Linked DNA regions of Mus musculus: all the other regions are linked to region 1. A link is a loop called in an ENCODE intact Hi-C map of the cell type or tissue named here. Cell type or tissue: left cerebral cortex. All regions are shown on one strand.

Region 1 (4,000 bases):
AAGCATCGCCGGCGGCTGCTCTCCGCGGCCTGGGGCACGGAGGAGCCTCTACGTCCCTTTGCGCTGACCGCGAGCTTTTGGAGGCGCTGAAGCTGAGAGCTGCGGTTTGCGGGGGCGCCCTGCAGCCTAGCTGCTCTCCGAGAGCTCCAGCCGCACTTGCGCTGGTGCAGAGCCAGCCGCCTGCCTGAAGATCCGCGCTGTTGTGGCTCGCGCGGACCGTCGCCCTCCGACGCGGGCTTTCGCTGGAAGTAGAAAGTTTGGGCTCCTGCGTGGAAACTTCTCAGGCCCAACTCTCCCGGCGTAGCAGTGGGGGAGGGGACCGGCGAGAGGGGAGGAAAGAAGAGAGGGAGAGACCTGCCAGGATATTGAAATATAAAGAAATTGAGAAGAAAGAAGCGGGACTCACCTTTAAGAGGCATCCTCTCTTTCGTCGTTGTCAAGGCTCCTGTCAAGAGTTTTGAGGGCTTTTTTTTTTTTTTTTTTTTTTTTTTTGGTTTTTGTTGTTTGGGTCCCCCCCCCCTGTTGTTGCTTAAAGACCACAACGGTTTGAAATGACGGTATTTTAAAGGAGTTGCTCGTGAGAGTTTTCTCCACGGACGCTGCTGGGTTGGTGTGTGAGAGCAATTCTCAGATCCCTGGGAAGAAGACAGAGATTGACAATAAAATGGGCTGTCAGCGGCTGGAGAGTGAGAGATAAAGAGTGTGGGGAAGTGGCTGCAGCCAGCACACCTATGCTGATTGGTGATGGCTCAAGTGTGTTAATGTGTGTGTGCCGGCGCCCGGCCTCGCCTCCACCGCTCCTCACTGGCCCATTAGCGAAGCCTGACCTCTGTCATCATCCTCCAGCAAAACACTTCCTCCTGCGCCTGAACCAGAGCGGGAAATGAGGCCGAGCCACGGTTCGCTTTTCAAACCCACTAATCACTCCGCAACATGCAAATGCACCGCTCGCTCCCACACAAAATATTGCTTTATGCAAAGCAGCGCCGGGGCCTCGCGCCAGCCGATTGGATGCTCCCTCTCCCTGCCTGGTGCAATTGGTCGGTTTGTTTGAATATGAATACACTTGTTTTCGGCTCTGCCGGTGGGTCCCGGCTTCTCTCTCCGGCGCTGGGCCCCCCGCTCCTAGGCTCTGGCGCTCGCCGAGGTCTCCCGCTCCATGCGCTTCGGCGGCCAGCGCTGCGGCCGCGAACTTGATCAGTCTAATGGAGGCCTCTGAGCTGGAAGCATGCTGCCCCCGTAACCCCAAGCTGGGCCAGGGGTTCTCAGTCCGTGGAGGTAGCAAGTTTCACCATCTCTACGAGGTCCTTTCTTGTACAGTGGCCTGCCGCTCCGCCCCATTTCACCCTAACTTCCCACCCCTTGTCCACCTCGGCCTTGGCCCCAGGACACAAAGTACAGCGGTGGCGGCTCTCTAGCCCACCTGACTTTTAGGAACAAGAGAAAAGAGGCGGGAGTGTCCCTGGATCCCAGCAGCCCCCACTCCGGCGATGGTGGCACAACTATGCCTAGGCCCGAAGAGGGCCTCCAGGCCGAGAACTCAGCGAGGCCCGGCGGTCACCCCAGCTCAGGCCTCCCGAGCCTGCCCATTTTCCCCCCACCCCACTCCCGCACCGCTGGCATTTTCTTCTCTTTCTGCTTTCCGAAGCCGCCGTGCTCAGCGGAGCGGACGCACTGCCCCAGCCTGGAGAGGCTCGAGTAAACACGCCACTTACTTTGTGTACAGAGGATTCTTGTGAAAAGCTCTGAAGAGTCCTCACCAAACACTCTCCAACTTCTCCCACGTGCCATTTGTTGACTAAGTGCGGCTGCTTTTCCAAGCCATCGAAAGGAGGGGAAGACAAGAGGGGAGGGGAAGTAGTGGAAGCCTGAGGGTGGGGGTGGGGTTTGACCAATGCTGGGAGAGATTCTGCAAGTGTGTGTCCTCGCCGGCTTTCTTGGTGTGTCAACGTGTGTCGTTGTGAGGAACCGGTTATCTGTGTGTGGTGCTTATGTATCCCCGCCAAGACTCCCTTCTCTTGGGTCAGCTCAGTCCACGGAGGCAATTCCCCTTCAACTGTTGCCAGAAAAACGGCGAGGACAGTAAGTAAATGGCTTTTCCCTCCTGACCACACACCAGAAGTCCATTTGTTGAATGCCGGACATTAGGATACACCTCAGTACACTCCAAAGACGTCCCTTGGAGTCTGCAGTTTAGGTGACAGGGGAGCAGGCAGCCGCCTTGTCCTGAGCTGTCCGGAGCTATCTCGCAGCCTGCGGGCCTTGGAGCCGAGAAGTAGAAGGCCTGAGATCCGGAACACACTCAGAACCCAGCAAAGGGAAGTGGGGTTGGCAAAGATCAGGCAAGGAGGCCGAAAGCCACCATCGAAGCCTTTGATTTTTTTTTTTTTTTTTTTTGACTTAGGGAAAGAACCGAAAGTCAGCGTCCAGCAGTAGTCTGCTCACTCAGTTGATCTCTGGCAGGCTGCGCTGATGAATCCCCATGGGAGTTGGAGCCAGATGGACGCTGCAGGCTGCCTCTGAGCCTGATTTGGACATCCTAGTCTAGCCCTTGCCTGGGGCCCAGCAATAAGGACCCAAGGAGCCTTAGCAGAGTTCCGGGGACAGAAGAGGCCTTCCGTAACCCGAGCCAGAGGTGGGTTAGCACAAACTGCTCATCTCCTCAGCTTGGGAAAGGTGGCTGACTAGCTGGGCTCACTCTGGAGGACCTAAGGCACTGGATCGGAGCTAGAAGGAAACACTGGCCAGAGGCTAAGAAGGTGGTGCCACTGCTGCAGTTGGCGGCCTCCAGTGAAAGATTTCGTAGGACCGGGACTTTCAGAGGTTCCCAGGAAGTCCTGCCTGAAGTCCAAGTTCCAGATCAGAGAAGTCAGCATTCTCCTTTTCTCCCCTTTTACATCTCAAGCAAGCATTAAAGAAGCAAGATGAGGGGGGGGGGTGCCCAGCGACTGTCCCAATTGGAGGCGGCGAATATCATTTTTACAACCTCTCAATTAGCAACCCAGTGGATTAGCACCCTCTTAAGCTTTGCCTAAGAAAGAGGCAGCCATAATCTTGTTGCTATTTCCCCCCAGGGCACTGGCTCTTTCAATCAGCCCCTTCTCCCACCCACAACCCCCATCTCACCTCAGAGAAAAGTTTTAACAAAAAAATCAGAAGAAGCTAGGAGCCTGGCATGAATGCCGCTGACGTCATTGGGTGGGGATGGGGGCTTCGGGTGGGACTGTTGGAAACTGCACAAACAAGAAACAGAAAGGACTTGGCTGCTCTAGTGTGTCAATATTTGGGGAGGGGAGCTGAGGAACAGAAAGAGGCAAAGTTTCTAAAGTTTAAGGAAAGGGATGAGAGCCAGGATCTCTCTCTCTCTCTCTCTCTCTCTCTCTCTCTCTCTCTCTCTCTCCTCTCTCTCTCTCCCTCCCTCCCTTCCTACTCTCTCTCTCTCTCTCTCTCTCTCTCTCTCTCTCTCTCTCTCTCTCTCTGCCTGTCCTTGGTGAATCATCTTTTCTGCCAAGCACCTGCTGTCGGGAAGAGACCTGGAAGGAGGGAGGCTAAAACCAAGGTGCAAGGCACTAGTAAAACGGAGACAACGCTCGGGTCGCCATTTTAACTGAGGCTTTCAACCCGTCGGAGGCCCATTTCGCTTGTCCTCCAGTGTTAGTGTTAGAATAGAAAGGCTGGCGAAGCTGCATTTTAGGCGCCCCCCCCCCGACCCCCGCTGCCTTTCACTACTACTCTGCTACTCTTTCCTCCGTTCTACCCTCTGACCCGTGCGAGGACGGGTTTTCCTCTGGCCGGGTAACTGAAAGCTCGTGGTGTAGAGTGGCGCTGGGGGCATCGAGGTTTGCCCGACGGTGTTCAGAACCTCTCTAACCATCATGGATGCGAAAGTAGGAGGCCCCTTCAGAATCACTCCCAACAGTCCCTGGTAGCCTGTACCCACCGCATTTAGTCTCTGTCCCGAGAGCGGCCCCTGGCGAGGCAAAGAAGTGCCCAGTTCTCT
Region 2 (4,000 bases), 330 kb before region 1:
TAGAGACAATAATACATCACGGAATTGGAAGATTACAAATGAGTATTTTATACAACTTGCCATAGAAGTTGAAAGAAGTACTGTCTAATGATTCAACTACTATAGAAGGTAAATTAATGCCAGAATAAAATGCTAGGACTTTAGGAGGCAGATATAACTCAGAACGTAAAACAAGTGCTACCAATTCTGACAAGCTGAGTTCAGTCCTCAGGTCCCACATGGTAGAAGGAGAAAGCTGATGCCCATAAGTTGTACTCTGACCTCTAGCACATTCTGTGGCATACCCACACATAGAAATGCATGGACAGTAAAAATCAATGCAATTGGAAAAGAGTTATGACTTCATTCTCTAAACCTGCTTTGCTCAATGTTGTAGCTATTAATGATATGAGGCTATTGAAACTGAAAATAGGTAGTCCAGACTGAGAGGTGCTAATTTACATTATTCCATTTTATAATGAAACTATTCTGGATGTCAAATATAATATTTTCAAAGTCTCACATAGAGCTTGAATTTGGGGTTTGCTATATTTCTATTGAATGATGTTGTTCTAAAATGGAAATTAATGATTAGTGATCCATGTCAGAGCCATCTTGAGGAGTTTATTCAAATGTTAATTATTTGGATTATAAGACAAGCCATCTGTTTTTTTTTTCAATGAACTAAACACAACAACAGCAATAAGTTGTTTGTGAAGAAGTGAGTTTTACCAAATATATTTTCAGAAACAGAACCACCAGACTCAATGTTTCAAGTGTCTGAATACATACCCAAGCAAACCACCGATAAGACATCTTTGAAACAGAGAAAGTTAAAGAGAATGTATTTATTGGATGATATCAATTAAATATTGACAGCTTAGGTTGACCAAGGACACCTTGGAGATAAAGCAAAAAGTTCATCTCATTTAGTGCACAATGCTAGAATTCTTGGAGATGAGAATGAAAAGCATTTGTGAGTTCATATGAAAAAACATCAAACAAACTGGCTAAAGAAAATAAATTACACAATAACCTGATGGAATAGTATATCAAAACTTTTGTTCTCAAAATTGGACTTCTTGAACATATTTCTGTATACAGACAAGGGTCAAGAAGGATTATTTGAGGGCTAGGTAAGGTATATGGGGGCTTTCTTATAATATTGTACAGGGAGAGATTCACAATACTCACTATGCATTTTGGTAGGCTCACACACATAGTTTTCTAAGCCCAGGAATGAAGCTAGATCCTGCCACTGTATAATGGTCTTTGCTTTAAACATGACAAAATCTATCCATTGGAGAACCCAATCTGTGCTTTTATATTTAGATTTTAAAGTCAACTGTATCATTCTGCAGTTTTTCCTTACGTCATGCAATGCTCATTACAGTAAATAATTTATCCTATTAGAATATTTCCTACCTAATTTTATCTTTGGTGCTTCTTGAATTGATATTTGGAAGAAATAAGACAAAAGGGAAAGTACATCTAAGAAAGTAGCAACACCAAAACTACTTTGTATTGCCAAGGGAGATCATATTAAGGTCTCAAAACTAAGATGATTCTCATCTCCAGATACAATGGGGGGGGGGGGGGGAGAGAGAGAGAGAGAGAGAGAGAGAGAGAGAGAGAGAGAGACAGAACACAACAGCACAGTTCATTCTGTTAAGAACGCTGTTTCTACACCTGGATAATTATATACCCGGCCTTTGTCCTTGATTTGTTTCCTCATCTACAAAATAGTTCTAGCAACATCTTCCGCAGCTGTCTCACTGGGATGAAGCGAAAGCGACAAAGAGATAGAAAATGGGAAAGGATTTGCAGTTAAAAAATATTTTAAGTCAGTTGTTCAGGTTTAACGGAAATTATTAGGCATAATTTGTTAGCCATCCTCATCCTTATCACCAACTGCCCGTCCCCAGTATAAACAAATAGGACCGGAGTTGCTCAAGGTAAAGTAAGAGGAACCTAGGATGAAGGTGCACCTTAGGAGATGTAGAGGGATGCAACAATCGTGGTGTCGGGGCAAAGGAAGAATTAGAGCAAATTGAGGAAAGGCATTTCTCTGCGTACCTCTCACTGTTGACAAAACCTCAGAAATCCCGACGCGTTACCATAGCGGCCGCGTCTGGACTGGAGGCGGGGCCTTTCAGTAATGTGCACCAACAACTAGGGCGCGACTGGAAACGTACTCCCGCTGTACTCCAACTTCCGGCGGAAAAGAAAGTGGGTTCCGCTTTCCGTCCGGCTGCCGCAGCAAGTGGACTCCTGCTCCAAAGTGAAGCGCCATAAGTCTGACGCTGTGTGGAGCCAGGGGAAGGCATCAGCAGGGACAGCCTCGGTGGGGCGGACGCCTGCCTGTGGACGCCGCGTGTCCGCCAAGCTGCGGCTGCTTCAGGGTGAGTTGGTTTCTAAAGTCTGGAGGACTGTGGCATCCTGGAGTGCATAGCTTCGGGAGCAACGTCTTTATGGGCTGTGAGGATCTTTGCCCCAGCAAGAGGACTCCCCTTTCCCCGAGCCCGTGCGGTGCTGTCATTTTGTGCGTCTTTATTTTTACTCTAGAAGAAAGAAGCGAACCAGGGAAATTCAGGAACTATGTATGTCCTTAACATTTCTTTGGTATTCCATTCCTTTTATCTGTTCGTTTCATACATACTTATTAAGCTCCTGTGTGTTTAGTGAGCACCTGTATGCCAGTTTTGCCATTAGATAAGAAATACCTTTTTAAAATTTTAATTAGGTATTTTCTTCATTTACATTTCCAATGCTATCCCCAAAGTTCCCCATACCCCTCTCCCCCCCCACACACACTCTCCTACCCACCCACTCCCACTTCTTGGCTCTAGCGTTCCCCTGTACAAAGTTTGCAAGACCAATGGGCCCTCTCTTTCCACTGATGGCCGACTAGGCCATCTTCTGATACATATGCAGCTAGAGACAAGAGCTTCGGGGGGTACTGATTAGTTCATATTGTTGTTTCACCTATAGGGTTGCAGACCCCTTTAGCTCCTTGGGTACTTTCTCTAGCTCCTCCATTGGGGGCCCTGTGATCCATCCAATAGCTGACTGTGAGCATCCACTTCTGTGTGACAGCTATATCAGGGTCCTTTCAGCAAAGTCTTGCTAGTGTATGCAATGGTGTCAGCGCTTCTTAGAAGCCTATCCATCACCCAGGCTCATTATCAATTTCTTTTTATAACATTGTAAATTTATTTAGGTGATATGCATATTCCATGAAATATTTAATAGGTTTTCAGTATCTTTATATCCTTGTATCCTTGTACATGGCATTTATGGGACATTTAAAATGGAAATATAGACTTTCTTGGGCTTGCAATTTACTCAAGTAGTAAGGAATCTAGGAGGAATATTTCTTTATTCTGGTTGTAATGAATTGCTGTAACATTTCTGCTGCAGGTCATCAGAGAAGGCTCCCTTCTAGGTCAAAGGACGCTGATGGCTTTGGAGCAGACACTCAAAAAGGATTGGTACAGCATTCTGGGTGCAGACCCATCTGCAAATATGTCAGACCTAAAACAAAAATATCAGAAACTCATATTACTGGTAAGTCTTTTCAGATTTGAAATCATGGTGGGGAAAACAGTTTTTTTTGTTTTTCAGTGCGACCAGAAATTTAAGCTTCAAAACATTTCCATCAATAGGAATCTAGATATTTGTTTGTTCATTTGAACATTTTTGTAGTAGAGGAAAAGGATTTTGACTAGGTGTGGGATAGCATGGTAGTGACTGAGTTAGAATCCCCTGACTCTCTCACTCTCAGAACCTGGATTACTTTTCTCTATTCGTCTCAGATAATTTTGACTGAAATAATCCATGTTGGGTCTCTAAAACCGTTTTTACTTAATAAGTGTTGAAATCCACTGTCCACGACCATACTAGTGAGCACTTGAAATGTGTAATATTCTATGTGTAAAATTGTAGGCCGGGGCCTAGCAAACACATAAGTAGATGCTCACAGTCAGCTATTGGATAGAGCACAGGGCCCCCAATGGAGGAG
Region 3 (4,000 bases), 230 kb before region 1:
TTTGTACCTCTGATGTTCTGAAAAAGTACATTTTCTGCAAACAGCCAAGTTTATGTCAGTTCGTCATGGCAGTCCTAGGAAGTTCTTGTAGATTTTGGCAATAGGATGTGGGGTGTAGCCTTAAAAGAGACTGTGTGGTCTTCTCTCCCCAGGATCATGCCTACAGCAGAGTCTGCTTCAAAAGGACAACTTTAGTAATATTTCTTCAAAAATTGCTCTCAAACAATAGTATTTTTTAAACTAATATAAATAAACACTGGAGACAGTGAGGAGCATGACCATACTAAGACCTTGAAGGGTTTTAGAATATAAAGTATATAGAACAGAGAAAGATAGAAGAGTCCACCACACAGGCTGACAGCTGTGTAACCCTCCAGCTGCCACTTACTTCTGTGGGGCAACACAAAGAAGTGCCACATAACTGGCACTTTTAAATGGCTCAAAGGAAAAGGAAGACCATGATGTAACATATAAAAAGTATTTGAAATTAAATTTCAGCTTCTAGCAAAGCTGTGCTCAACCATTAATGCCAGTCTCATGGTTTACTCATGGAAGAGATGAGAAGATTCAAGAGATTTTATTGTCTGCCAAACCTAAATTACTTACTATTTGGTCTCAGAGCTATCCACTTAAGACCAAACACAAATATACAGTAATTGTCATATTTCCTACTGTGACTCTAACTGGTGTTGGGTTTTTATGGAGAATAATAAAGGATAATCAAAAGAAACAAAGTATATTATCTGCCTAAAAGGAGTTTGACATCTAAACTACAAAGACTGGGAACTAGGATAGGAATTCTTTATTTGCTATTAGAGAAGGAATCCACCATTTTAATAAAATTATAAGATTGTATAAAAATTACAAGACTGGGTTTAAGCAGAAAGCAAGTGCTTAGCAGTTATCTGAGTGCCTTAAAAATATAAAGGCATGTGCTGTACCTACTGTCACCAGTGTGACATATCTGAAATGAAAACAAGCAACCTTTATCAAATCTCTCTGGTTGATGTGCTGCTAAACCACAAACTTTGTTGCCCCCCCATATGATTCTCTTATATTTGTTTGAAGTTTTTTTAATTATTATTTGTTTTGCTGATGCTAACTCTGAATATCTGATTCTCCTTTTCCAACTGTTTGGGATTATAGTCTCCTGCCCAAGCCCAAATATGATGCAGGAAAAAAGAAAGGGTGGGAAGGAGGAAGGGAAAGAGGGAATGGAAAGAAAAAACCGTAAGTAAAGGTGTTGTGGTGGCATTCACCTGTAAGTCTCAGGCAAAGGCAGGCAGACTTCTGTGAGTTATATACCAACAGGGCTACATAGAGAGATCCTGTCTCAAAATAAATGAATGAATGAATGAATGAATCAATCAATCAATCCATATATCATGTATCACCCATCACTGTCAGCAGTAATTAAGTGACACAAGTATTGACTTAGGTCTCTTTTTCCGTTCAAACATTGCTTATCTTGGATGTCTTCTAGAAATCACTTAACCAATTCCTCCTCCAGTTCACATATGAAAAAAAAAATCAGGTCTGAATTACATGGTTTTTTTTCTACCACAAATAAAACTCATAGTGTAGTAGGAACCCTCTCCATTCAGATTCAAATTACTAGAAAAATAAGGTACAAATACATCTAATTCCACTCAGATTTAGGGGAGAGAAACTTCAAGTAGTTTCCGTTATTTGCAGCTGCTTTGGAGAAGTGACAATTAAATGTGTGAACAAGGTTGTCAGAGTAACACTTGCCATTCACACTGCTTAGGAAAGACCCTCCGAGATTTCCAGAAACACTAATTAAAATTAAGAAAAGCTGCTCACGGGGACTTGTCAGAAAGGTATAGTCTGTGAGAGTGGGGGAAGAAAGCCCAATGGTCTCGAAGTTCATAAACGGAAGTTTCTAAGTAAAGTCTACCTTAACCCAACCCACCTAACCCTGGGTTCTCACTGCCTTAAGCCCAAGAGCTCACCAGCCACTGAAGTCACAGTTACTCCTGTCCAGACAGCTCAACCATTCGGGAAATCAAGGTTTCGAGGAGAGGTAGTGGTGGGGGTGGTAGGGATGGGGAATAACTTTCCTTAGAGACCCAAGAGGTGAGAGAGGCAAAAAGAGGCGTCTCTCTGCTAAACAGCAGGGGAGAGCGCCAACTCGCAGTGGCTTTAGAAGCCCTGGGGGCGAATCGCTTCTCTTTCCTTTCCTTTTAACTCGTGAACGTAGGCACTCGCAAATCAAGAATGCCGAAGGACGGTACCCACCTGCGGCCCCAAACACCAACAGAAGTTCCTCGGCCAGGACTCAGACGGACCAGGGCCGCGTACACCCCTCCAGCTTTACGCACCGCACTTTTCAGCAATAGGCCTTGCGATTGGTTGACCTGCAAGGAAATCTCAGTTCTATTGGCTGCCAATGGCGTGTAGGCGGGACTTTGGGGCTAGCTCTGACAGGCCCCCCGCTCCAGTTCCCAGAGTTCCGATTGGGTCATCGTAGGAGCTTCAAGATGGCGGCGGCAGACACTTGCGGCGCGGGTACCCTCAGCTCCCGGTCTGTGGCGTCCGAGGCGGGTCAGGGCGGCACCTCTAGTTTCCAGAGGAAGGGCAAGGCCTCTGGGGGCCCCGGAGGGGGCCCTCGGCTGCTGTCCATTGCTGGCACGCGACCGTCGGTGCGGAATGGACAACTGCTGGTGTCAACCGGGCTCCCAGCCCTGGACCAGCTCTTAGGTCGGTTCAGAATAAATATGTGGGCGCGTTCCAGGAGAAACTTGGGGGAGGGACTCCTGGGCAGCCCATCACCCCTGTGCTTGGCCCGGCCCCACGCACCCATTTCCTTTTTCCCTCTCTTCTTCATAAGCATGGTTAGGATGACCTGCCCTGACAGAGGAAGACTGGGAGGAAACTTGCATGGAGATGTCAAGAGGTGTGCACTAAGCCCGCCTTAAGACCCAGACTCCTTACTCTTCTCTGTTCAGCACCTCATTTCTAGATGACCATGGACTCCCTACATGCCATTACCCTAAAATGATTACTACTGAAAAAGAAACACATATGGAAAGGAATTGGCTTGTAGGATCCTCTGCTGGTGTCTTAGGACTCCTTCCTTCCAACCCCGGGTAGCTTAAAGCTGGGACTAACCCACAAAACTTTTTAGAGTTTTAAAGAAGGGTTCCTTTAGAAAAAGTTGAAAGTATTGCCCTCTTTCCCACAGCCTGGCTACTCATCTTAAATAGTAGAGCGGTATGGTTCTAAAGAGTGGATGTTAAAGATGCCTGTTGACTCAAAGAAATGACAGTCCTTGGTATTCAGATAGTTCTACACCCCACCCGAGTTTCTTTTTTTTTTTTTTAATTTTTTTTATTAGATATTTTCTTCATTTACATTTCAAATGCTATCCCAAAAGTCCCCTATGCCCTTATCCCCGCCCTGCCCTCCTACCCACCCACTCCCACTTCATGGCCCTGGCATTCCCCTGTACTGGGGCATATAAAGTTTGCAAGTCCAATGGGCCTCTCTTTCCAGTGATGGCCGACTAGGCCATCTTCTGCTACATATGCAGCTAGAGACACGAGCTCTCAGGGTACTGATTAGTTCATATTGCTGTTCCACCTATAGGGTTGCAGACCCCTTCAGCTCCTTGGGTACTTTCTCTAGCTCCTCCATTGGGGGCCCTGTGTTCCATCCAATTGATGACTGTGAGTATCCACTTCTGTATTTGCCAGGCACTGGCATAACCTCAGAGGAGACAACTATATTAGGGTCCTTTCAGCAAAATCTTGCTGGCATATGCAATAGTGTCTGGTTTTGGTGGCTGATTATGGGATGGACCCCTGCCACCCGAGTTTCTTAAATATGTTCTTATCATCTCTGGAATTTTTTGGGTTTTTTTTGTTTGTTTGGTTGGTTGTTTGGTTTGGTTTGGTTTTTTTTTTTGGGGGGGGGGGTCGAGACAGGGTTTCTCTATGTAGCCCTGGCTGTCCTGGAACTCACTTTGTAGACCAGGCTG

The links. A loop is a pair of places that touch in the nucleus more often than their neighbours do. Peaks named below come from ENCODE experiments on the same cell type or tissue, not always from the same donor. Only the 100,000 strongest peaks of a DNase experiment are listed, where the experiment ranks them.
Region 2: it touches region 1 in a loop (2.8-fold over the local background); 6 of 42 quality-filtered maps call a loop at or near these places.
Region 3: a loop joins it to region 1, with 3 times the contacts of the local background. A loop is called at or near these places in 14 of 42 quality-filtered maps.

Annotation. Positions count from the first base shown.
Region 1 is chr2:105,672,379-105,676,378 of GRCm38, reverse strand. It overlaps Pax6 (paired box 6), which reads right to left and starts at 635. Exons shown (of 12, transcript NM_001310144.1): 1 at 407-635. RefSeq lists a cis regulatory region at 1,021-1,155, a promoter at 574-1,155 and an enhancer at 3,846-4,000. In left cerebral cortex, no CTCF peak of the experiment used is centred here; DNase peaks (open chromatin) are centred at 61, 956 and 1,636; H3K4me3 peaks cover 1,871 bases; H3K27ac peaks cover 983 bases.
Region 2 is chr2:106,001,475-106,005,474 of GRCm38, reverse strand. It overlaps Dnajc24 (DnaJ heat shock protein family (Hsp40) member C24), which reads left to right and starts at 1,926. Exons shown (of 5, transcript NM_026992.3): 1 at 1,926-2,381; 2 at 3,400-3,546. The coding sequence starts at 3,439. In left cerebral cortex, a CTCF peak has its summit at 2,255; a DNase peak (open chromatin) is centred at 2,186; H3K4me3 peaks cover 1,644 bases; H3K27ac peaks cover 827 bases.
Region 3 is chr2:105,902,990-105,906,989 of GRCm38, reverse strand. Elp4 (elongator acetyltransferase complex subunit 4) reads left to right here and starts at 2,426. Exons shown (of 10, transcript NM_023876.4): 1 at 2,426-2,721. The coding sequence starts at 2,502. Immp1l (IMP1 inner mitochondrial membrane peptidase-like (S. cerevisiae)) reads right to left here and starts at 2,352. Exons shown (of 7, transcript NM_028260.2): 1 at 2,260-2,352. In left cerebral cortex, no CTCF peak of the experiment used is centred here; DNase peaks (open chromatin) are centred at 1,923 and 2,410; H3K4me3 peaks cover 1,832 bases; H3K27ac peaks cover 942 bases.